Linked DNA regions of Mus musculus: all the other regions are linked to region 3. Evidence: chromatin loops called from intact Hi-C (ENCODE). Cell type or tissue: heart. All regions are shown on one strand. Links, peaks and the distances in the headings refer to the core of each region. The heading gives the core; the rest is flanking DNA. Region 1 overlaps Gm39092 (a long non-coding RNA gene). Region 2 overlaps Rgs10 (regulator of G-protein signalling 10). Region 3 overlaps Inpp5f (inositol polyphosphate-5-phosphatase F). Region 4 overlaps Gm32816 (a long non-coding RNA gene).

The links. A loop is a pair of places that touch in the nucleus more often than their neighbours do. Peaks named below come from ENCODE experiments on the same cell type or tissue, not always from the same donor. Only the 100,000 strongest peaks of a DNase experiment are listed, where the experiment ranks them.
Region 1: it touches region 3 in a loop (2.1-fold over the local background); 17 of 42 quality-filtered maps call a loop at or near these places.
Region 2: it touches region 3 in a loop (3-fold over the local background); 23 of 42 quality-filtered maps call a loop at or near these places.
Region 4: it touches region 3 in a loop (5-fold over the local background); 34 of 42 quality-filtered maps call a loop at or near these places.

Annotation. Positions count from the first base shown.
Region 1 is chr7:128,354,160-128,359,904 of GRCm38, forward strand. Gm39092 (a long non-coding RNA gene) reads right to left here. Exons shown (of 3, transcript XR_869958.2): 3 at 4,634-5,285. Among named protein-coding and RNA genes, the nearest start is that of Gm32707, 5.4 kb to the left of the region's middle. In heart, for the core only: a CTCF peak has its summit at 2,963 (motif pointing right); no DNase peak of the experiment used is centred there.
Region 2 is chr7:128,369,840-128,375,584 of GRCm38, forward strand. Rgs10 (regulator of G-protein signalling 10) reads right to left here. Exons shown (of 5, transcript NM_026418.2): 5 at 3,786-4,203. The coding sequence ends at 4,057. Among named protein-coding and RNA genes, the nearest start is that of Gm39092, 5.7 kb to the left of the region's middle. In heart, for the core only: a CTCF peak has its summit at 2,683 (motif pointing right); no DNase peak of the experiment used is centred there; H3K27me3 peaks cover 556 bases.
Region 3 is chr7:128,687,357-128,693,101 of GRCm38, forward strand. Inpp5f (inositol polyphosphate-5-phosphatase F) reads left to right here. Exons shown (of 20, transcript NM_178641.5): 16 at 3,271-3,342; 17 at 4,396-4,469; 18 at 4,898-5,026. It also overlaps the pseudogene Gm16044. Among named protein-coding and RNA genes, the nearest start is that of Mcmbp, 50 kb to the right of the region's middle. In heart, for the core only: no CTCF peak of the experiment used is centred there; DNase peaks (open chromatin) are centred at 1,035 and 3,015; H3K4me3 peaks cover 927 bases.
Region 4 is chr7:128,471,347-128,477,091 of GRCm38, forward strand. Gm32816 (a long non-coding RNA gene) reads left to right here. Exons shown (of 4, transcript XR_378509.4): 2 at 2,965-3,081; 3 at 3,209-3,281; 4 at 4,105-4,229. Among named protein-coding and RNA genes, the nearest start is that of Gm32816, 12 kb to the left of the region's middle. In heart, for the core only: CTCF peaks have their summits at 3,066 (motif pointing right) and 3,282; a DNase peak (open chromatin) is centred at 3,075; H3K4me3 peaks cover 306 bases.

The DNA.
Region 1 (5,745 bases), core at 348-5,347, 330 kb before region 3:
TGGTGGTGGCAGAGACCCCCAAGGACTGGGACTTAAACCCTGTACCATCTGTCTGTTTAGGATAAGTGGCACTGATATTGCACTGTTGCCTCCTGTACACGAGCAACAGGAGGCCCACATCTCCCTCCACCACTTTCGTGCCTTGGCAGTGTCTCTTCCTGAACTCCAGCTTCTCCTTGCCTGCCTGCCTTGCCCTGGACCTCACAAGAACATCTCACCTCTGAACTACAGACTCTGAGTCATGGCTGCCTCCTGCCTGAACAGCTCCTGACTTCACATGACCACGTAGCTCTTTCAGTCTCTGCCCCTGCTGCCAATCACAGCGCTGTTCCTCCATCCTACTCGAACCCCAGTGGGGGCATGGACTGAGTAGATGGAAGAGCCTAACACACACAAGGTGGGTTCTGTCTGAGAGTGAGAATGCTCAGGGAAGCGAGGGCTTCTACAAGAGTAAAAATCTGCCTCAAGGTCATGTCAGAGGGCTGCCAACCCATCTCCTAGAAGCTATGCTAGTGGCTCACTGCTGTGGCAAGATACCTGATGTAACGGGAGATTTATTTTGGCTCCTAGTTTCAAAAGAATCCGTGGCTGGCTTGATCCATTGCTTTGGGCCTGAGGTGAGGAAAAGACAATGGGGGGGGGGGGCATCTATGGCAGAGAAGGCTGCCAACATCATGGCAGCTAGGAAGCAGCAGAAGATAGGAAGGGGCCGAGGGCAAAGGACAAGATGCGACTTTTAGAGGCACACTCCTAGTGACCCATTTCCTCCAACCAGGCCCCATTTCTCAAAGTTCCCAGGACCCCTTTAAGCTGAAGACCAAGCACTCAACTCATGAACCTGGGTGGGGGGGGGGGGGGTTCTAGTTTGCTTCTGTGTTGTGATAAAACACCCTGACCAGAAGCAACTTACAGAGTAGTTGGTTTTAGCTTAAGGTTTCAGAAGAGTCCTGCCTCCCCCATATTCCCTGCTGCTCTCTGCAAGCCAGAAAGATGGGTGTGGGGGCTGTAGGGACTCCTAAAAGTAAGCTTAATAATCATTATTTTTAAGTGTCTGATCAGTGTGATACATTATAAATCAAAAAGTACTACAGGTCTCAATTACTTGCCACCTCCTGGTCCAGCTCTTCTGACACACTTTAGGCATCTGACCCTCATTCCCACAAGAGACGGAATAAGTGTTAGTTTAAGCCACAAAATTTATGGCAGATGTTAGAGTAGCCATAGGAAGCTAAAACAATATTCCTTTAAATGAGAAAAGATTACACTTTATAAGCTCAATATTTTGTCCCATAAGTCATTGTGTTTCCCTTGTTTATTTCCCCTTGGGATCTGTAGGTTGTCACTAAAATGACAGAACCCCTGTCACTGTCCAGCAAACCAAGGCAAACACGAAGAGCCTGCATGGCCCACTCTTGGAAAAGAAACATCGGGGGCTTGGTGCGGTTTTTCAGGATGGGCCTTTGAGCCAAAGCAGGTGGTGTATCAACAGGCTCTGCAACCCACTGGCTGCACGAACTGGGGCACGCTGTTAATGTTCCTGTCCTTCTAGATATGGTTTGTCACTTCAGGGTTCATGTGCTAGAGGCTTAGTCCCAAGAGTAATGGTACTGAGGTGTGGTGGAGCCTTTAAGAGGTCAGACCTAGTGACAGGATATTAAATTCCTGGGCACCATGCTTGGAAGGAACTAATGCCTCTCTGTGATGTAAGTTAGGGGCTGGCACAATGGTCCCGTGGGTAAAAATGCTACCAAATCCTAGTGAGCTGAGTTGGGCTTCCCAGAGTCCACATAAAAGTCAGACACAAAAGTACTTATCTGTAATCCCAGGGCTTCTATGGGGAGATGGGAGGCAGGGACGGGTGAATCCCCGGTGCTCATGGGTAACTACCCATGTGTATGTGTGCAGTGGCAAACAATAAGAGACCCTGTCTCAAACAAGGTAATGTCAGAAACCTGGGGTTGTCCTATGATCTCTACATGTGGTTTGTGGCATGTGCCTGTGCCCTCCCCCAACAACTCACACGTGCACACACACACCCGCACATGCACACACGCACACACATACACACATGCACACATGCACTTGTACCGGGCGGGTCGTTAAAATAAGCCTAGCAAAAGCATGGGTTAGGTGGGCTGGACTGCCACCTTCAGAACAGCTACTGTAATGGAAGCTGAGCTTTCTGGGCTCAGCATCTTGCTTCAGCCATGTCTTCCACCATGACTTGACATAGCTCGAGGCCCTCACCAGATGTGGCTTGGACTTTCTTCCTCTAAAACATCCCTACAATAAGCTTTTCTTTATAATTTACCTAGCTTTTGGCTTCTTTTTTTTTTTGTCATAGCAACACAAAGCAGACCAAGATCATTGCCTAAAATCCAAATCTCTTCATCCATAACAGCTTTAACATTTGTTACACAGCATTAAGCTCTGTTTGTGTCTTCCTCACTTACCTTTGTGTGACTTTGAACAGGTTTCCTAATCTCCCTGAGTCTGGGTTCTCACCTGCCCAGTTGCTCTCATGGCTGCTGTCCCTTATTCTGGTGTGAGAAGTGTGGAGCCTTATGCATGTGTGGTAAGCGCCCTAGGCAGAGGCAGCATTGATACAGACATGAGGCCCTTCAGCTCACCAAGGGAGGCTCCCAGGTTCTCCCTGGGGCCATGGTCCTGAGCCCAAAGAAGACCCTTGCTGTGCACCTAGATGTGGAGGAGACTCGGAGAGAGCAAGGACCCCTTGTCCTGTGAAGGGGATGCAAGGTCACCCTCAGCCAGTCACTTGCTTCCTCCAGGAATGCACCGGGAAGTGTGTTTCCTGTGAGGGGTACAGATAACTGAACCAGAAGTGACTAGCAGCCCTAGACCTCTAAACCCACACTGCTAGTGGCCTCTGGGGAAGACATAGGAGAGGCAGGGAGTCTCTCCCTTTTTCCTGATTGGAAGAGGAGTTCATACTCCAGACTTCCCCTAGAGGGCATCATCCCTGCCTCCCCAGGCTAGTCTGGGAAGAACACACCCAGAGAGACAGCTAGAGGAACTGGTCCTCAGCATCTCTCTCCTTAGCTCTTGCTTGCGCCTTTTTCTTCCCCAGCGCTGACTGTGTCTCTGTCTCCCTGGGGTACTTGCAGTGTGTCTTCCTCTCCTGATATATTTCCCTTCAGAGCCCCCCCCCCTTCACCCAGACATTTTTCTCTCTGAAAAGACATCCATTCCTTGGCACATGTCAAGCCCCAGGCTTTAGAGAGGCCTGGGAAGGCAGTCTGGGGGCACAGAGCTCAAGCCACAGAAACCTCTAGTGATGCAATCTAGAACTCCATTGCCACAGCTCTGCTAACTCCGTCAGTCCATTTCATGGATTTGCTTCCAAGACACACTGCACGGCATTAGCATATGCTTCTAACAGCAACCAGCCCCACCCTGCCTCCCGCATGCCTTCCTTCTGGCCCGGAGGATCTAAGGATGGAAGTCAGGCTTTCTGCTCACACTGTTTGGTGCAAAGCTCCTGTGCAGAGCGTGAGTGTATAAGGGGGATGCAGTATTTAGGGATATGAGGATGGGGTACACAGGAGATTCTTCTCATTATAGAAATGTTCAGACTTCTGCTGGGCTGAGTGCAAAGGCAGGCTTGCTACCAAGTGAGCTTGAGGCCAGCCTAGGCTACATGAGACAGTGAAAAAAAAATCCTCCAATCAAACCGTCTGCTCCCATACCCATCCTTTCGCTCTGCAGCACACACCCCTCCCTATAGAGGCTTTGACATCCGTTATAGATTAAAACTCTTCTACCAGACACAACAGACCCAGCAGAAAGGACAGCCACTGGACAGTACACAAATAGCTAAGCACAGCAGGAGAACATGGAGGGTTGCAGACTGCCAGCAACAGCCAACTTTAGGAACAAACACACTGAATTGGTGATCCAGGGAACCTTGAACAAAGTGTATATAAGATTGAAGTCTACACAGATAGAGAGGCACAGCGGAGGGGGGTGCAGAATCGAGTGTCAGGTCTCTGCTGAGGTGTGGAGATGTGTGTCACATGACATCTGTCCCTCAGCTTCTGTTCAAAAAGAATAGTGAGATAGCCCACCCTGGAACCACCCCCACCCCCCAGAGCTTGAGACACTTAAAGTAAGCTTTGACCAGCCAACAGCATCTTGCGATCTCTTCTCAATACCAATGAGAAAAAGGTCCAGCAAACTGACTTGACCTTTTAAGAAGCTATGGTTTCCACAACCTGAACTTGAGAAAAAGCAACACTGTAAAACGTCCTTTCCTTCCATTTCAGAAGGTCACCCAAAGAAAGCCTGCTTATTTCCTACCCTGATTCCGCAAAGGAGTCTGGGACACGAGGAAAGCGTTTGCTGAGTTCCCTACAAGACTGTCTCAAAAAGAGCATTTGGTTCTGTCTCCTTCCTTCCTCCTGGCCCATAGCTCTGACTTCCTCGGGCCGAGGCAGGAGTTCTTGTTAGAGAGGGTCATCTTTGAGCTGATCTCTTTCCGATGAGCTTCCAAGTTAGTTAGATTTTTTTTTCTCTTTTGCATCTGGACCCCAAACACTCCAGAACTGCACCTCTAACTTTTCCAAATCCATCCTTCAAACTGGCTGCAAGTTAAACCACAGAAGGCTTTGTTTCCTGGTTGCGACTCCCTCTGTCTTCTGCCCCACCGCTTGCTTCCATGGCACACCCGTCCTCGGGTCTTCCCTTCCTCCAACAGAACCAAAGTTGAGAGCAGAACTTCACAACAGCACCCTTCCTCAGCTCGGTGCTCACACCACAGAGAGAATAAAGCCTTGGCTGCCTCACCCTCCTCCCTCACGTCTGCGCTTGGAACGCCATCAGCAGCGACCATGCTGAGGCAGACAGACTGGACAGGTGTAGTTAGCAGCAGCATTTCTTTGTACACAGACTAGAGAGCAGGATGCTGCCACCCACACTACACTGTGGCAGATGTGCCATCACTCAGACTCACAAACAATCCAAGGGGCTTTGAAAACAGCAACGAGCAAATAAAAGCATGGAAACGAACCAGACTGACATTCAGCCTGAGTTCCAAAGTCACCGAGAGTTTCCCTAGGGATGGTGACACCAAACCACATGCTAGAAGAGGAAGCCCGGTGTCCCCAGCACTGAAGCAGGGAATGATGGGAGGAGCACCAGCCTCCAGGTCAGAAAAAGGAAACACGGACACTTGTGGTTCCTTCAGCAGCTTCTCCATTCTGGCTTCTTTCCCGTCCAGTCAGTGGCCTACAGACCCCTGTGTGTTGGTCTCTGGGCTTGCAGTAGGTCTGAAAGGAGACAGAAGTGGGAATATTTGTAACTTACAGGGAGGGCAGTCCACCACTCAAGTGGCAAGTCAGCTGAACGAGACAGTGCTCCTGCTCACACTTCACAGCACTGCGCATCCACTTCTGTGTAGCCCAGCAAATTGAGTAACCGGCAGAAAACCCAGGACCGGGGACCAGTCTAGCCCTGACACTGAACAAGCATAGTCTGATATATTCTACTCCCTGCCTCCCTGAGAAAAGCTAAATACCAAGTTCTGGAACTTCATTAGCAGTTTCACCATAACCCTCACTTAGGCAGGCGCCCTGACATCTCCTGCTGCCTTTAAAAAAAAAAAATCTTTTATTTATATTTATGTGGCTCTGTGTGTGTGTGTGTGCCACGTACTCCTATGCTAGTGCATGTCTGTGCATGCACGCACACACATGGGCATGCAGGTGCCACCAAGCCCAGTAGAGGGTG
Region 2 (5,745 bases), core at 555-5,554, 320 kb before region 3:
TGACCAGCTGTTTCCACTATTTTCTCCCATGGCATTCTCGTTGTACCCATTATTTGGCCCAGGATGTATGTAGTAGGTGTTCATTAAATTCCTGTTGGGGGAGAAATGAGCATTCTTGCCAAAAGCCAGCATTCACCCCAGCCCAGCCTTGCAAAGGTTCTGTTCCATGAGGGGATAGGCCGAAAGGAAGCTGGGTCAGAAGACAGGCGTGGCTTCACCCCCAGGTTCTGCCCCTTACAAGCATGTATTTGTAAGGATTTGCCATTCCACTTGGTGTTCTCACCCCAAATCTCTTTGGGGAGGAGGCTAAGAGAAGGAAGCTCCAGTGGTTCGGGTCACCAATAGAAAGGAGTCTACAGTGGGAAAGCCACAGCAGGAGCGGGAGATCGCTCCACAGGTAAGGGCGCTTCCTGCAAGCCTGACAACACCTGAGCTCAATTCCTGGGTCTCATATGGTGAGAGGCAGGAACCACCGTTTGCAAGCTGTCCTCTGATCTACATATATGTGCTATCATGTGCTCTCTCTCTCTCTCTCTCTCTCTCTCTCTCTCTCTCTCTCACACGCGCACACACACACACGCACACACACAATTTTAACACTAAAGAGAAGACAGTATAGAAGCCTCAGGGAGGGAATCACCATGGCTTGCTCTCAGAAAGCCAGGCTGAGTGACCATAAAGGAAGAGGAAAATGTTCCCCGATGGTGCTCTCTACAGGTGGGAAATGGAAATGGGGGTGTACACTGGGAACAAGCAGGTGACAGGCACTTGTGAGTGGCCTGAGACAACGCAGCAGGGAATAGAGAGAGCCTGAGAGCCACAAGAGATGATGCCGTTCCCTGCCTGCGGCATCAGCGTAGCAAGAGTTTAAACAGATGCCCAGGCAAAGACAGCAAGATGGACCCATGGCCTGCAGGCTGAGTGCAGAGGTCTCTGGAGACCGTTGTACTAAGCATGTCTTTTGATTCTGCTGCTGTGATATCTGCGACCTTGATGACCTGAGGCTGCTCCTCCCAGAGCTGGCCAGTTTCTAGGCCATAAGCTACTGGACTGCATCCTTCATACACAAACCAACCATGTTGGTGCCTACCAACTACACTAAACCACCTGTGTCGTGCTCTCTCATGCTGGGCTACTGGCCACCCACCCTCATCGCCTCATGGCCAGGTACAAGATAACTGGGGACAATCATATCCAGGATCCTAGTGAAAATATGCAGATTGGCCAATCCCAAACATCCTGGCCTTGCTTGTCCTACCCAAGGAATGACGACAAAGGCTCCTTCCCCAACCCTCCTTGTCCTGCCTCTTGATGGCACCCTGGTGCAGCCTTGACTGTACACCCTCCTCTTAGGAACTGTGAGCAACCAAATCTCTCCAATAGTAACTGTCTTCTGGCTTGTTGGCCGCGCTAGATCTTAATAATAAGAAGAACTACATCTATAGATTTCAAAGCGGTGTGAATTGTCACATTTGTTTATCACCTGTCCCCTTCAATATTAGCATCTAATGATCCCCAGCACACTGCTGACCTAGTTTAAATACTAGTGAGTGGATGGACGGATGGATGGATGGACGGATGGATGGATGGATGAATAGATAGATGTTGGATGAGTAAATGGAGGAATGATGAGTGGGTGAGTGGATGGATGTTGGATGGATAGATGAAGGGTGGGTGGCGGTGTGAGGAGGAATGGACTGAACAGACAAACATAAAAATAAAAGTGGGGGGTTAGATAGAAGCATCTATTTGGCTGCATGGATCCCCTACCTTTCAGTCTCATTGCAGCTGCTTCATCAGGTACAAAGTTCTGTGTGTACCCAGTTTTGCTGTAAATTCTGGTAGTCTGGAAGTGAGGAGAGAGGACACGAGGGAAGGTGCTTTTTCTTTTTCTTCATACGGACACCTGCTGGCTCCCTTATATAGTTATATGCCTCTTACTCCCGTTAGTGTCTTCTAAAATAGCCTCTGAACCCAGTGGTGCAAGGAGAAAGGTCAGTGTGAGACCTCCAGCTGCTCTGGTCTCTGCCTATGGTGGGCTTTCTGAACCATGCTGGCCTGCACCCTCGGTGACACAGAGGGTCCACCTGCACGTCCTTGGCCAGACCGCATCGTTAGCTTTCGCATTTTATGATGTACTGGTCTCCTCCGCTTATGGTAACCAGATGGCTCTGGTAGCAGGGCCCTCAGGTGTCACTCTCAGTATCTCCCCTCAGTCCCAGGTTCCTGAGATGGGGAGAGAGACACCCACAGGAGGCATGTGCCTGAGGGATGTGTAACGGCCTGGGCTTGTGGTTACCAGCAGATGTTCAGTGGCTTCTCCATCCTCACCAGGGAATAGCTCCCCAAAGGCCATTCCTCCTCCAGGACCAAGAGGAAAGGAGAGGAAGCATCCAACGGACCAACAGACTATGGAGTCCAGACAGGGTACACAAGAGGTACCAGAGGGTCTTAATCAAGGCATACTGTTAATGGCTTACCAGAGACATTGGGCCACCATAATTCCTTTGGAGTTTTGCAGGTTTTCATATCTATTATTTGTATATTATTTGAATGTTTATTTCCTTTGGGTTTTTGTATTATTTGAATATTTATCTTTTATTTTTAGAGATTTATTTTTATTTTATACGTATGAGTGTTTTGCCTACTTTGATATCATGTGCTCCATGCGCCTGCAGTTCCCACAGAGGCCAGAAGAGGGCATTAGATCCCTTGCAACCGGAATTATAAACAGTTGTGAGCTACATTATGGATGTTGTGAATGGAACCCAGGTCCTTTGGAAAAGCAGCAAATGTTTTAAACCACTGAACTATCTCTTCTGATTACTTTGTGAAACAGGTTCTCAATATGTATCCCTGGCTAGCCTGAACTTTATATGTAGACCAGGCTGGCCTTGAACTCACCAAGATCCACCGACCTTTGCCTCCCAAGAGCCGGGCTGACGACATGCCTGACCATTATAATTTTAAAATGTACCTCACCTTGTCTCTCAAGTGTCCTGGTTTAAGTGATAAGCCATATTGTTACCTCAACTGGCAGGAGATGTTGCAGATGACAGAGCCTGAGTCAAGAGGCCAATAAGCAAGGAAGACTGGTGGTTTTGTGGTACAAATGAGAGCTAACAAGCATGCTGGGGACAGTCTAGCAGTAGTGTTAAGCCCTGCCAGTGGTGTGGACACTAGAGAGCTGAGCCTGATCTGGGATCTTAATAGGATCCACTGTAAAAGAAGAGTGGGTGGTCTAGGGTGGCTGGAACCCACTGGTCGTTCTCAGCGGGTTCCTCAAATGGAGAAAGCTGGAGAAGGACGTGCAGGTGGATGAAGGGAAGGGTGACCATCCCATCAACGTCAACTTCAGCACACATCTTGTGCTGAGGTCCCAGAGGACACCACCTGGAACAGCCATCATCCCTGAACAATTTCTCTTTTGATCTCTCCCTGGCTGGGACAGTGTTTCTGTAGAGATGATGTTTAAATGTGTGTGGCCTGAAATGTCACAGATTAAGGGCCCAGGATGCCCACGTGAGAAATAACAGCCTTTTGCTAACGTGGTCATTCAACCCCCTAGATCATTAGCCGCTGCCAGAGGTTTGCTTTGGCCAGTACTGAACTTCTCTCGAGAACTATTTAACCCCCAAATAAACCACAAACAATGCCCGCTACCCCTGTGATTGTCAGACCAACTTGTGCTTTGGATCATTAGCCAAGAGGGTCTGTGGACAGACACAGCCCAGGCAGGAAGGGCAGGATAAAGGCTTACAAAGTAGAAATGACTAAAGGGTTCACTTGTAGCTTCACGAACACTTTAATCAGGATTGAAAGGCTGAGTGTCCAGTATTGGCAGAATCTCATGTGTTTTTGTGAACTGACACTTTAAAGCTACTTTTGTTTTTAATGGAAGATTAGCATCATGCAGAGGTTGCTGTTCAGTTAATAAAATACACATATCCAGAGGGAAGGTCTAGCACACTCCAGTCCTCAAACACAACAAAGAAATGACAGCCTGTACAGTCCTAAGAGTCCATCCCTCTCCTTCGCTGGGGTGAAGGGCTCAGCTTATGTGTTGTAAATTCTGGAGGCTCGCTTAGCTGCGGTCTGAGCATCCGGGGGCTCTTCTTCCTCTTCCTCAGTTCGCTTGGGTTTCAGAAACAAGTCAGACTTCAAGAAGCGGCTGTAGCTGTCATACTTCATGAGATTGAAGATCTAAAGAGGAAAGAGAAGAGTCTGATGGTCGACACCAACACAGACCATAAATCACCCTGTCAAATACCTACCATGAGCCAAAGAATAACACACGCACACACATGCATGCACACACATGCACATGCATGCACACACACATACACAGGCGCACGCGCACACACACTAGTCCATGCTAGTGTAGGACCCAAGAGACGGCTCAGCAAGTAAAAACACTTGCTACACAAGCCTGATGACATGAGTTGGATCCCCAGAACCCGCAGTAGAAAGAGAGAGCACTGACTTCCAAAAGTTGCCCTCCACCTTCCGCCCACATGCCACGGCATGCACCTGCCCACAATGACAGACACATCATGTGTGCACACACAGATGATAACAATAAAGAGAAGAACAAGAACAACACTTGGCGTAGGGCTGTACTGGGCAAGGCAGACTTCCTGTACGTTATTGATCATTACGTACATCATCTCAATGGACGTTATAGATTAGAGAATCATATGTACAAATACATCCCTTTTTTCCCACAGAAATAGATGCCCACATACCTGAGTCATACTTTTGCCTCAAACAGCCCTTAAAGAACCTTCTCTGGCTGGGTATTGTGGCACTTGCCAGTAATTCCAGCACTCAGGAGTTCAGCCTCAGCTACATAGTGAGTGTGAGTCCAGCCTGAGTTACATGAGACCTTGTCTCAAAAAAGAAATCTTTTAAAAACCTATTATTTAGACCTAGTCAGACAAATCTAGTGAGATAGAGGCCAGCCTGGTCTACAGAGCAAATTCTGGGGCAGCCAGGACTACAGAGAGGAACCTTGTCTTGAGAATAAATAAATAAACCCAGTAAATTTGGTATTGGAGACCTCAAACCTGTTACCAGGCCAAGAGACAAAAGGGGGTGTGTCTAATGCAAGGGAGGGATACACGCAGTCTCTGTTAGAAGCCGCGGGACCAGGTCTCAGCTACAGAGAATGGAAGTCAGCAGCAGAGACCCCTGCACCGTCAGACAGGTTGAGATCTCTAGAAAGCAGTGATTCTGAGGTACATCGGGGCTGAATGGGACCCGATGGAGCCCTTGGGACTAGAGAGAGCTGCACCTGCTGGCACATACTCCAAGGACTGTCTCACACAGAAGCCTCCTGTCTTTGGGCCACATCCCCTGGATCCCAGATCCACTCCTGCCTGCTTCCTCACCCTACAACATGGAGAAGGAAGGAAGGAAGGAAGGAAGGAAGGAAGGAAGGAAGGAAGGAAGGAAGGAAGGGCACATTTCCTCCTGATGTATAGAATCGTCTTTTCAAGACATAGTCAAGTCTCTCTCTATGTCACCATCTCTGTCTCTGTCTGTCTTTCCTTCATATTAAAGGGCCACAAGGCACACCAGGGTGCCTTCCAGTGCAGCACAGCTCATGGCTTGCTGAGTGAAAAACTCCAAGATGCCACTCACTGTCAGGCAGGGTTGTCACGTAGGTGGTAAAATCTTGACATCTTTTAAACATGCTTTCTCCCAACACACACATGAGCTGGGGCCTTGGGATGTCTGCTCAGG
Region 3 (5,745 bases), core at 565-5,564:
GCAGGTCTAAGTGATTTTGAGACCAGCCTGATTTTCCTAGGGGCTTTGTTACTCAGTGACGCAACCAACAATGCAATTATTATTTATTATTATTATTATTGGGGGGTATGCGCGCGCACGTGTGTGTGTGTGTGTATGTGTGTGTGTGTGTGTGTATTTGTGTGTGTGTGTGTGTGCGTGCGTGCGTGCGTGTCCGTCCGTCGTCGTCCATACACGACTGTGCCGGTGTGAAAGCTCTCCAGACTTGCACGGTAAGTGCTTTTCTGGTGGTCCTAACGGCAGTGCTTTTTTTGTCTTTTTGTTCTTGAACGGTAGTTGTTTTTTCTTTTTAAGACCACGGCTAGGACTAGGGACTGGGGAGAAAGGCAGGACTGTGCAAATACAGGAGTGGGTGTCTTTACATAAACATTTGATGTTTTATTCTCTATGCTATTGTGGTATTTGTATTATTAAAAATACTGCAGTATTGCACTATCCTAAGGACTATTTCGGCAGTGCAACAGATTTAGCTTCATTCACTGCAGTATCGGTAAGGTAATGTAACACTGTCTGGGAAGCAGTTTACCACAGCCTTACGCTGGGGAGGCCAGAAGCGGTATTGGGAACTGTCCAGCGCGGCACCGTGCCGCGGTAGGGACGCAGTGCGGCAACGCAGCGTTCAGCGCGCTTCACGGTCCATCCCGGCAGACACCGGATAGAAGCAGCCCTCCTCAACTGTGTGTCCTTCCTGCCTGCGCTCTCAGCCACCTCATTTGCCACAGACCAGCTGGACTTTAGCGCCTGGAAAGAGGCTTAGGTTCGAAAGGAACTAGGCGAGCTGCATCAGGACCCAGAGCACCTGCAGAAACGCCGACTCTACCCCGGTCATCTATCCTCCGCAGGGTATTGCGACTATCAGGATCGCGGCAAAGATAACAGCTTGGCAGCCCTCTGCCCATCAAGCCGTGGTAAAGGCTCAAGCCAGAAGCCCTCCCACCCAACAGCTCCACCGGCCGGGGTCTTTATTCTCCGTGGAGGGCGCGGGATGCGCAGGATACAATGCGCACGCGCAGTGGCAGCCTGCCGCAGCGGAAGTGGGCGTGACTGGAGGCGAGTCCGCAGTGCCATTCTCTGCAGGCGCGAGGTGCGGTGTAGACAGAGGATGCCGCGCTCCCATCGGCAGCCGCCACCTGCGCCTCGCGCTCCAGCTGCCAACGCTGCGGAACCTAAGTCCGATGGCGTTCTCGCCATGACTTTTAAGATTTTCCTTCTTTTTGCAGGACTTATGGTTAAAGTGCCAGTGGGGCTGTATTTTTCCTGTAAATTACTTCTTTTCCAAAGCTTGATGTTAATGTCCCCGGAAGACAGCGCTTTTTATGCGACCATTGTCTCCGTGGTTGGGCTGCATGTAGTTTTGGCAATTTTTGTTTTTATAGTATGGAAGGAAGGTTTGCCACAGTGGCGGGAAAACAAAAATGATTAGGGCAGCAGCAAGGAGCTGCAATGCAGGGGGTGGGTGGGGTTATACATAAGGGTTTTTTTGTTGTTTTTTGTTTTTCTTGTCCGTACCAAATGTGCTTTTTCTTTTTTAAAAGGGTGGGGGTATGGACAGGGAGGGATTATTTACTGCACCTAAGACTGCAGTAAAAATGGGGTGGGAGGGGGAAAAAGGCCGACAACACTCGACCGCTTGTTTTGTGCCAAATGCTTTTAGATAAGGACATAATGTTTTTGACTGATGTAAATACTAACTCTAGAATAGGCAGGATGGAAGTGACACTGTAGGGTTTTTTGTTTTTTGGGTTTTTTTTTTTTTTTTTTGTTTTTTTTGTTTTTTGGTGTGTGTGTAAAAATTGTGTCGTGATGGAATTTTTGGCGTGGCTCGGCTCAAGCAGCAGTTTTCAGAATGCAGTAAGTATCATGCGTAAAACTCACTTCCATTTACCATATCATTCTGCTATGCTGCCAGGATCTCTGGATTTATGGTCTTCTCTTACTCAGATACTGGCTGGCAGAATGAGTCTATGTTTTATTAGGTACGTCTGTTCATTCATTGAGGTCTAGAGTGTAGGTGAAAACTGAGGAAATCATTTCAGATTAAAAACTGTTGAATTTGGGTTGCAACCAGGTGGTGCTGATGCGGAAAGCCGAGGTACAGGCTTTGGTAAAGCCGCAGTCCTCGGCAGTGCCGTCTGGCAGTGACCTCATTCCCAGGCACGCTTGTCAGTGGCTTAAGTTCCATCCATAATTGATATTTCCTATCTGGGTCTTTTTTTTGTTTGCTTTTGCTACTGCTTTTATAATAGTAAGAGCCAGCAGATGAGATGGGTTTGAGATCCTGTGGCAGAAAAATCTTATGGTGGAATCTAAAGATCAGCAATCAGAATCTGCAGTTTAACAGACTCGGCTGGAAAGGCTACCCATGCCAGATTAGAAATTACGTTAAAATTTTCATTTGAGTTTGGGTTATGCCTGCTTGTTGATTATTTGTATCTTTTAATCCTTGGCCATTTCCTTATTAGAAGCATCTCAAGATGTGCATTTTACTATAGTCTTGATAGTCTTGGTTTAAAATGGTTCAACAATTCACCTGAATTCCATTCTAAAATGTTTCAGTGGTGGTAGTGGTAGTGGGGTGTGTGTGTGTGTGTGTGTGTGTGTGTGTGTATGAGAAAGAGAGAGAGAGAGAATATGAATGAATGGGGGGGGGCAGGGAGGGAAGGATAATGCGACAAAATGGCCATAAGGCAGTGCTTACTCATTCCTTGAAAGCCAAGTGAAATCTATAGTGAGAAAAATGGAGTGTGGCTTGCCTTCATGTTCACAACAGTTTATCTAAGACTATTTCAGAATAGCTGTTTTCTAGTAGTGCAAAAATATACTCAGCGTCTAGTATGCTATTTTGAATACTGGCAAATGTGAGGTAACATATGATTTCTCCTTCTGCGTGTCACGTTTTTCTTTCTTCTTCCCAGTAGCCACCTCTTTCACCATTTTCCCCTCTTACATTATCCCTTTCCTTTGAGGACTGCGCCCCCTTCTGGTCATGTCTGGAACAGACCTCCCTTCCGCTCGGGCTCACATCGGCTCCCTCCTAATGGTGGGAGTGGGGAGAGGTGTTTAAGTTTTTTCCCCCCAAAATGGATGTAGATTGCTTCTGTATTAAATTTAACTTCAGAAGTACAATCATTTCATTTTCATTTGTTCCCCTGGGCAATCTTTTCTTGTAAGTAGGAATATGCTTGCAAAAATGTGGATAAAAATAATTGATCAGGAATCGTATCTGTACAGCCTCACTGACGCTGCGCACAGAGATGTGGAAGTGCTGCTGCTGCTGTCTAACGCTGCCTACTATGTGGCCTAGTAAGTCGCCATTGATTTAAAGCTTTTAGTTTGTTTTTTGTCTTCATGTATATATGAGATTTCATTGAGCCCTTTAAATAATCTTTCAAATTTTGAGTTATTTATCACTGTTTTAGCTTAGTATTACTTGGAATTCATCACAATCTGGGCATCACGCACTCTGTTTAATCACAGAGGCCATGTATCATGGCTTGTCTTACTGTATTTTCCCCATTGTTTGACACTGAATTCCCTGCAGCTTTTGCCATTGAATGATTCAGCTCTGCAGATGCACAGCTTGTATGTGCGCATGTGTGCACGTCAGTGTTGCCATGGTTACAAGCATATGATTATGCGACTTTCAGCGTCTCCTTGGTTACAAGCATATGATCAATTATGTGACTTTGGTGGTTTATTAGCGCCATCTCCAAAAAGGCAATTATCTGTGCCACTTCCAAAGCTGAGTGCTCGCTTGTTCCATGAGCTGTCCAGGATGCAGGCTTAATGCATTTCCTGAGTAAAATGTCCCCTTTACTTTTTCAGCTTGGTTTAAGCTGCCGTTTTCCTGTCATTCCATATGCCTTTGGCTCAGGTCATGACAGTTTTCTTCATTGATTTGGGATCTCAGACCCATCCGCTGTACATTCCTTAGCTAAAGCGTTCCAATGTATATTGCCTTCATTTTAGGCTTGTTTATATTTTGTTTATAAAACTGAAATTATTTCTTTGTAATTTTCTTTATATGTAAAATTCTCTATTAGTTGTTAAATTATGTTACACTCCTCCCACCCCGAGACAGGGTCTCTCTGTTATGTAGCCTTGGCTGGCCTAGAGCTCCTTCTATAGACCAAGCTGGTCTGGAATTCACAGGAGTCCACATGCCTCTGCCTCCTGAGTGCTGGGCTGTCCCTCTTATTTATTTAATATATACTTTTTATGTTTCACTTCATTCTGGAATGCATGCTGGAAAGATTTGACTTTAAGTGCATGTGGTAGCTCATAACATTCTACCTCAGCTTTGTAGCCAGAGCCAAACCCTTGCTTTTAACCTTTGTTGTGCTTGCCTTTCCCTAGTTATGATGACGAAGTTGATAAAGTAAACCAGTATCAACGACTGGGCCTAGAAGACCTGGAAAGAATAGAAATAGGTAAATGCTAGCACATTAACTAACCCACAAAAGAGGATGCTCTAAGCCATCTGTGATGGCAGACTTCCCTTTTCTTTAGAGACTAATAATGGGTATGGTTGCTTTCATCTTGTGCCTCTTGAGAACTCCAGTGATCAAAAAGTTTAAACAATTACAACCGAAGAAGTGTTCTTATGGCCTCAAAATCTTATGTTCATGATAAAACAGAGGGCATAAGACATGGCTGCCTTGTTATGGTCAGGACACACACATGCATGAAATGTCAAGATTCACACACTATGAAAACATTTTTATAAATGGCTGTAAGTTTATATCTTGATTAAATTATGAATAGAAATATGCTCACAGTCTGGTGATATATGTGTATTTGAAGTAAAGGCAGAGAGTGTTATGTGAAAAACAACTTGTAACACACTCATTTGTGTTAGGTCCTGAACCTACTCTTTTCGGCAAACCCAAGTTCTCGTGCATGCGGCTGCACTACAGGTGTAAAGAAGCAGGCGGTTACTTCCATACGCTAAGAGCTGTGCCACGTAGTCCTGAAGAAGATGGCAAAGGTAAGGAAGGGCAAACCATGGCACTTTCAGAGATAATCAAGTCCACTGCATGGGACATTGTAGAACTGATTTCTAGAAAGATTGCTCAGGAGTAGCTTGGATTCGAGATCTCTACTCCTATTTGAATGGCTGTGAAGTGTGTCACCTGCTCCCAGAGGCAGCACCTGCTCCCAGAGGCAGCAGTTCCGACCACTTTACCAGGTCCCTGTGAGTTCTAAGATGTTTATGTGCTGTTCATTAGCTCTTTTGATCTTGTCTGTTAAAAATCATCATCTAACATGCTCTATGAAAAGTCCAAAGATGGAGATGGTGGTGGCAGCGGCAGCTCGCCGTTTGCCCTTATACAGCAGGCTTGGCTTACTGCAAACCACTCAGGGGTAGATTTATCCAGGAAGTGACTCCTTCCCAAAGGCTGAAGAAACAGATATAACAGGGGTTGAAGAAAGTCATTCCAGACACAGCAACCTGGGAGAAAGTGGCTGCTCTCCAGGCTCCTGCATCCAGTTACCAGGGATTGCTTAATAGCTGCGCCTTATGCGCTTCAAGATGCCCTTACTTACCTCATCCCAACCTCTGCTCTGGAGTCTCGTTTGTTTTTATTGACAAAGAAGTCTGGAGAGACCGCAGCAAAGTTTATTATTAATTCACATCCCAAATATTTCCAAAAGGGTATAGCTGAGCCTCCTATACTGTGCTTGCTGCCTGAGCACTTTGAACCT
Region 4 (5,745 bases), core at 486-5,485, 220 kb before region 3:
ATAGATGTACCACTTAGGGCTGAGCATTCAAAAGTCACTTACTCTCAGCACTTTGACCTTTGGGTTCTCTGCATTGATTTCTCGCTGCTTGGCGGGGGATATATATCTGATCAAGGCTGAGAGCAGCACTAATATATGTTTGTAAGCATAAATATTTAGAAGATAGCTTGACTACATGTCCATTTAACAAAACAGTAGTAGGTTGCCCTCTGTGGCCTACAGTCTGCCAACCATGGATATTTAACCAGGTGTAGAGTTCCAGGAGCGAATTCCTTCCTGTGATGTAGGCCTCAAAGCAAGCAGAAAATGATGGGTTACTACCATAACAGTTATGATATTATTACACCTGCGGATACATCATTATATGACACGTGTGTATGATATATTATTTATCAATTTATTTGTAACATAGCCTTGCAGTTCTAGAGCATAGACTTTGCAAATTATAATGATATATATATATATATATATTTTTTTTTTTTTTTTTTCGAGACAGGGTTTCTCTATAGCCCTGGCTGTCCTGGAACTCACTTTGTAGACCAGGCTGGCCTCGAACTCAGAAATCCACCTGCCTCTGACTCCCGAGTGCTGGGATTAAAGGCGTGCACCACCATACCTGGCTGATAATGTTATATCTTAACGTCATTAAAAGTATATGTTTAGTCTAATAATCTGGCAGGTTGCATGTTGGATACCCTGTGAAAGAGTGAAAAAACAAAATTCTTTTCAAACACACATTATAGAGAGGATTAATAAGATAGAGCTAGAGAGATGACTCTGTAGTTAAGAGAATTGGCTGCTCTTCCAGAGGACCTGGGTTCAATTCCCAGCACTCAAATGGCAGCTCACAACTGTCTGTAACTCCTGTTCCAGAGGATTCAATGTTCTCTCCTGGCCTCTGTGAGCACTAAGTGCTCAAGTATTGCACAGGTATAGATGTAAGCAAAACACCTTATCCATAGGGGAAAAACCTGGGATATTCAGAGAACTACAAGGAGTAAACACACATTCAGGTCTTTTTTACCTTAGAACCCTTCCCATGTTTGGAAATTTTCCTCACTTTCCCTTAATAAATCTATGCTTGGTTCTTCTCTAAAAATAAAACAGGGGACAAGTAAAATGGCTCATGCCTTTAATCCCAAAACTCAGGAGGCAGAGGCAATAGGATCTCTAAGTTCCAGGGAAGACCACTCCATGTCAGCCAGGGGCTACAGAGGGAAAACCTGTTTTAAAAAATCAAATAAATACTCACAGTGGTGGCTCATGCCTTTAACCCCAGCACTCTGGAGGCAGAGGCAGGTGGATTTCTGAGTTCGAGGCCAGCCTGGTCTACAAAGTGAGTTCCAGGACAGCCGGGGCTATACAGAGAAACCCTGTCTCGAAAAAACAAACAAACAAACAAGAATTAGGTTGAACTGAAGAGATGGTTTGAGGTTAAGAATACTTGCTATTCTTATGGAGGACTAGATTTAGTTCCTAATATCCACAGGGCACTCATAACTGTCTGTAACTCCTTTTCAAGGAATCTGAAGCCTACTTCTGGCCTGTGATGGTACCAAGCATGCATATGGCGCATATATATACACAGAGACAAAAGTCTCACACAAATAAAAATAAATCTTAAAAGAATAAATGAAATTGGGACCTTGACAGATAGTTCAAAAGTTAAGAGTACGTACTACTCTTTTTTTGTTGTTTGTTTTTTTCAAGACAGGGTTTCTCTGTATAGCCCGGGCTGTCCTGGAACTCACTCTATAGACCAGGTTGGCCTCGAACTCAGAAATCTGCCTGCCTCTACCTCTGCCTCCCAAGTGCTGGGATTAAAGGCGTGTGCCACCATGCCCGGCTACGTACTACTCTTGTTTGTTTGTTTGTTTGTTTGTTTGTTTGTTTGTTGGAGTTTTTTTCAAGATAGGCTTAACTCTAACAGCCCTTGTTGTCCTGAAACTCAATTTGTAGATCAGGCTGGCCTAGAACTTATCTGCCTGCCTCTGCATTCCAAAGTACTGGGCATATTAGGTGCACATAGCACTCTTACAAAGGACCCATTCTTGGTTTCTAGCACCCATGTCTGGTGGGTAACTCCAGCTCCAGGGTAGCCAGTGTCCCTAGACCCTGTCTCAAGTGCATATACCTCACCACACATACACACACACACACAAATACACAAAATTAAAAATAATAATTATTAAAATAGGCCAGGTGTTATTGAGCACATCCTTAATTCCGGAACTTGAGAGTCAAAAGGCAGGGGAATCTATAAATTCAAGGTCAGACTGGTCTACACCATGAGTTCCAAGCCAACAAGAGCCATGCATACAGTGAAGCTCTGTCAAAAAGAAGAAAGAAGGAGGAGGAGGAAGAGAAGGAGGAATAAGAGGAAGGGGAAGAGGGGAAGGGGGAGGAGAAGGGGAAGAAGAAAGGAAAGAGAAGAAGAAAAGAAAGAAAAGAAGAAAGAAGTAGAGGAAGGAGGCGGCGAAGGAGAAAGAGAAGAAGGAGAAGAAGGAGGAAGAGAAGGAGGAGGAGAAGGAAGAGGAGGAGCAGGAGAAGGAGGAGGAGAAGGAGGAGAGGAAGAAGAAGGGAAGGAAAGAAGGAAGGAAGGAAAAGAAAAAAAGGAAAGAAAAGAAAAACAAAAGAGATTGTGGGATGGTTGTTATGCAGCAGCTGATGACAGTAACAATTCTGATGTCACTCCCCTCAACTAAGAAGGTGGAAGATACTTCATTCAATTATCCTCTGTAGTCTCCAAAGGCCCATGTGACTTTCCTATTTTTCCAACATATCTTTAAAACTTCCCCCCATAGGTTCTCTGTTAGCATGTAATTTCTGTCTCCTCACTATAAAGATGAGAAAACGGGGAGCTTAAGAAGTATACCAAAGGTCACAACTTCCTACGAGCTTCAGCTAACTCATGAGTCTTTACCACTTCAACACTAGTAATCAACTATTCATTATTCTACCTAGTTATGATGGCGATTGCGGTTGATGTCACTGGAAGAATGACCACTATCCGGAAGGTTCCCACTCATGGCCCAGCAGGGGGAGCTCTCTTTCTAAGGAGCCACTCTGCACTACCCGGGGGTAAGCCAAGGCCATGTCCTGGTGGACAGGCGGGTCATCCTGGGAGATGGAAGTATCCTTGGGAGGAAGGGAAAAGAAGAAAGCATTGACTAAGCTCCAAATTAACGGTGTTAATTTTTAATACAAGAGCCTGGCTTTGCCTTAAAGAATCCAAGGTCCTTCGCCGGATAACTCTGTACGGCATCCGATCCCTTGCCAAGGTAAGCGGCAGTTCTCTGCAGTGGCCCATAGAGGCTCCCAAGTAAAGGAGATCTGAAATATCAGCATGGCTGCCTTCCTTAGTTCTCCATCCCCTGGCAGGAATACTGGAGAGCAAGTCTGTCCCTTCCCTGGACCACCTTGTCTCCCTAAGTCCTTCGTCCTGGCCCTGTACTTGGCTCTAAGGAGCTGCCTCATTCTTGTCCTTTGGCAATATTCTCCCTGATGTGATGGGTGAGGGAAAAGGGACCTTCCTCCCCAACTGAAGCAAAAATCAGAGACTCAAGTCAACATGGGAGATAAACAGTAGTTCTTGTTACCCTACCAGGTTTCATAGTCTGCCAGTGTAACCCACTTTCTCTGCATCAGGGTTTGGAAAAAAACAATGAACAATCCTTTGACCATCTTTTGTCTTCTCTGGCCACCTTTATATTGATGCTTATTTTAGATCAAGGTCTAGGGAATGCTAATAGGCCAAAGGAAGTGTATGGCCATTTCTGATATGCCTAGCAAAATTCCACTAAAAGGGAACATGAATTCAAGACCAGTCTGGGAATATATATGGTGGTTTCAGAGCCAGCCTGGACTATAGAGTGAGAATCTGTCTCAAAAGAAACACAGATGTCATTGTAACTCCTGTTAAAGACTGTGGTGATTTGAACGAGAATGGCCCCTGTAGTTTAAATATTTGCATTCCATTAGTGGCTGTATGGGAAGGCTTAGGAAGTATGGCCATGCTAGAGGAAGTATGTCAATGGGGTAGACTTTGAAGTTTCAAAAGGCTTGTGCCATTTCAAGTCAGCTCTCTCTACTTCCTGTTTGTAGGTTGAAATGTAAGCTCTCGACTGTTGCTCCAGCACCATGCTGCCTGCTGCCATGCTCCCCACCATGACGCGATGGACTCTTATCTCTTTGGAACCTAAGCCCAAATAAATCCTTCCTTCTATAAACTGCCTTGGTCTTGGTGCTATTCCCAGCAATAAAAAAAAAGCCACAAAGACAAAGCTGGGTGTGGTAACAAAGGCCAGCACACCAATCCGTGGCAGGCTGAGGCAGGAGGATCATGAGTTCAGGCTCCATCTCAGTTAGTACATCGTTTGCCTAGTGTGGTTTGAATGGGAATGAGCTCCGGAGGCATGTATGTTCGAATACTTGGTCTCCAGGAAACAAAACTATTTGGGAAGGGACTTGAGGTCTCAGAGGAGGAGATGTGTCCTGGGCTTTGAGGAATCAAAAGCTTCCCAACACCCCCAGTTCTCTCTCTCTCTCTCTCTCTCTCTCTCTCTCTCTCTCTCTCCCTCTCTCCCTCCCTCCCTCTCCCTCCTTCCCTTCCTCCATCTCTCGTGCTGTTGAAGATGTGAGACCTCATCTGCTGCTACACCATGCTTTTCCCTCACCATCCCGGGCTCTGGAAACTTAAACCCAATCAATTGATTTTTTTTTTTTTTTTTTTTTTGGATAACCTACCTTAGTCATTGTGTCTTATCACAGCAATAGTAAAAGTAACTAATACAGAAGTTGTTACCAGGAGCTGGGCTATTGCCGTGGAAGACTGCTCATCTCACCGGATAGAATAAGACCACTACAATTTTTGAGCCAAATGTGAAGCAAGCTTGATTTTTATTGGGGTGTTCCTGAGAGCTGGCCAGTGACTGTCTCCTAAGCTAGGCTAGAGAGCAAGCAGCCTTGAGCGGCCCCCTTTAAGGATCAAAATGCAAAGCAGAGACAATGGAACAGTAAAAAAGTACAAAAAGATCTCAAACCAACCAACCACCTAAAACTCAACAGCCGGTAGGTAGTAGTCGACAATTAGGAAGGGTTTGGGTGTTCTCAAAAACAAGTCAAGGCTGGGGCAGAGCGACTTAAAAACAGAAGCTCAGCTTCTACAGTAAATAGAAACTTATTTTTAACAATATAACATAATGGCTCCTGCTCTCAGAATAGAGTCAGGCAGGTCCCCACCCCCACCCCCCAGACCTGACCATGTGGTTGTTTGCAGGAAGACTTTGGGACTTGGGTTAGAAAAGCTGTTAAATGCTCTAAGTAAAAGTTAATGGCAATCCCAGTAGGAACTTGGAAGTCAGTAGTGTGGTGAGAAATTTGGTTTCTTTAAAAAAACACAGAAATAGTAAAGGAATATGTTTTCATTTTAATTCTAGATGTGAGATATGGGGCTGATTCAGATTGTCCACAGCAGCTGACTATGATTTGCCTACTGCTCTGGCAGGGAGTGATTTTGCCAGCTGCAGATAGTTTCTGTGATTGTGTGACATTCAGATTTCTGGAGACTTTTCTGAGGGTATATAATGCTAGAGCCACTAAGAGGTGGGTTGTTGGTTGTTGTTGGTCACCATTTGTTAGGTAGTAGTGCACAAAAAGTGTTAGAGCTCCTGACAGTGAAGATCAAAATTGCCCCAAGGAATTTGATGCACCTAATCAGCAGGAAGTAGTCTAACAATAACAGTT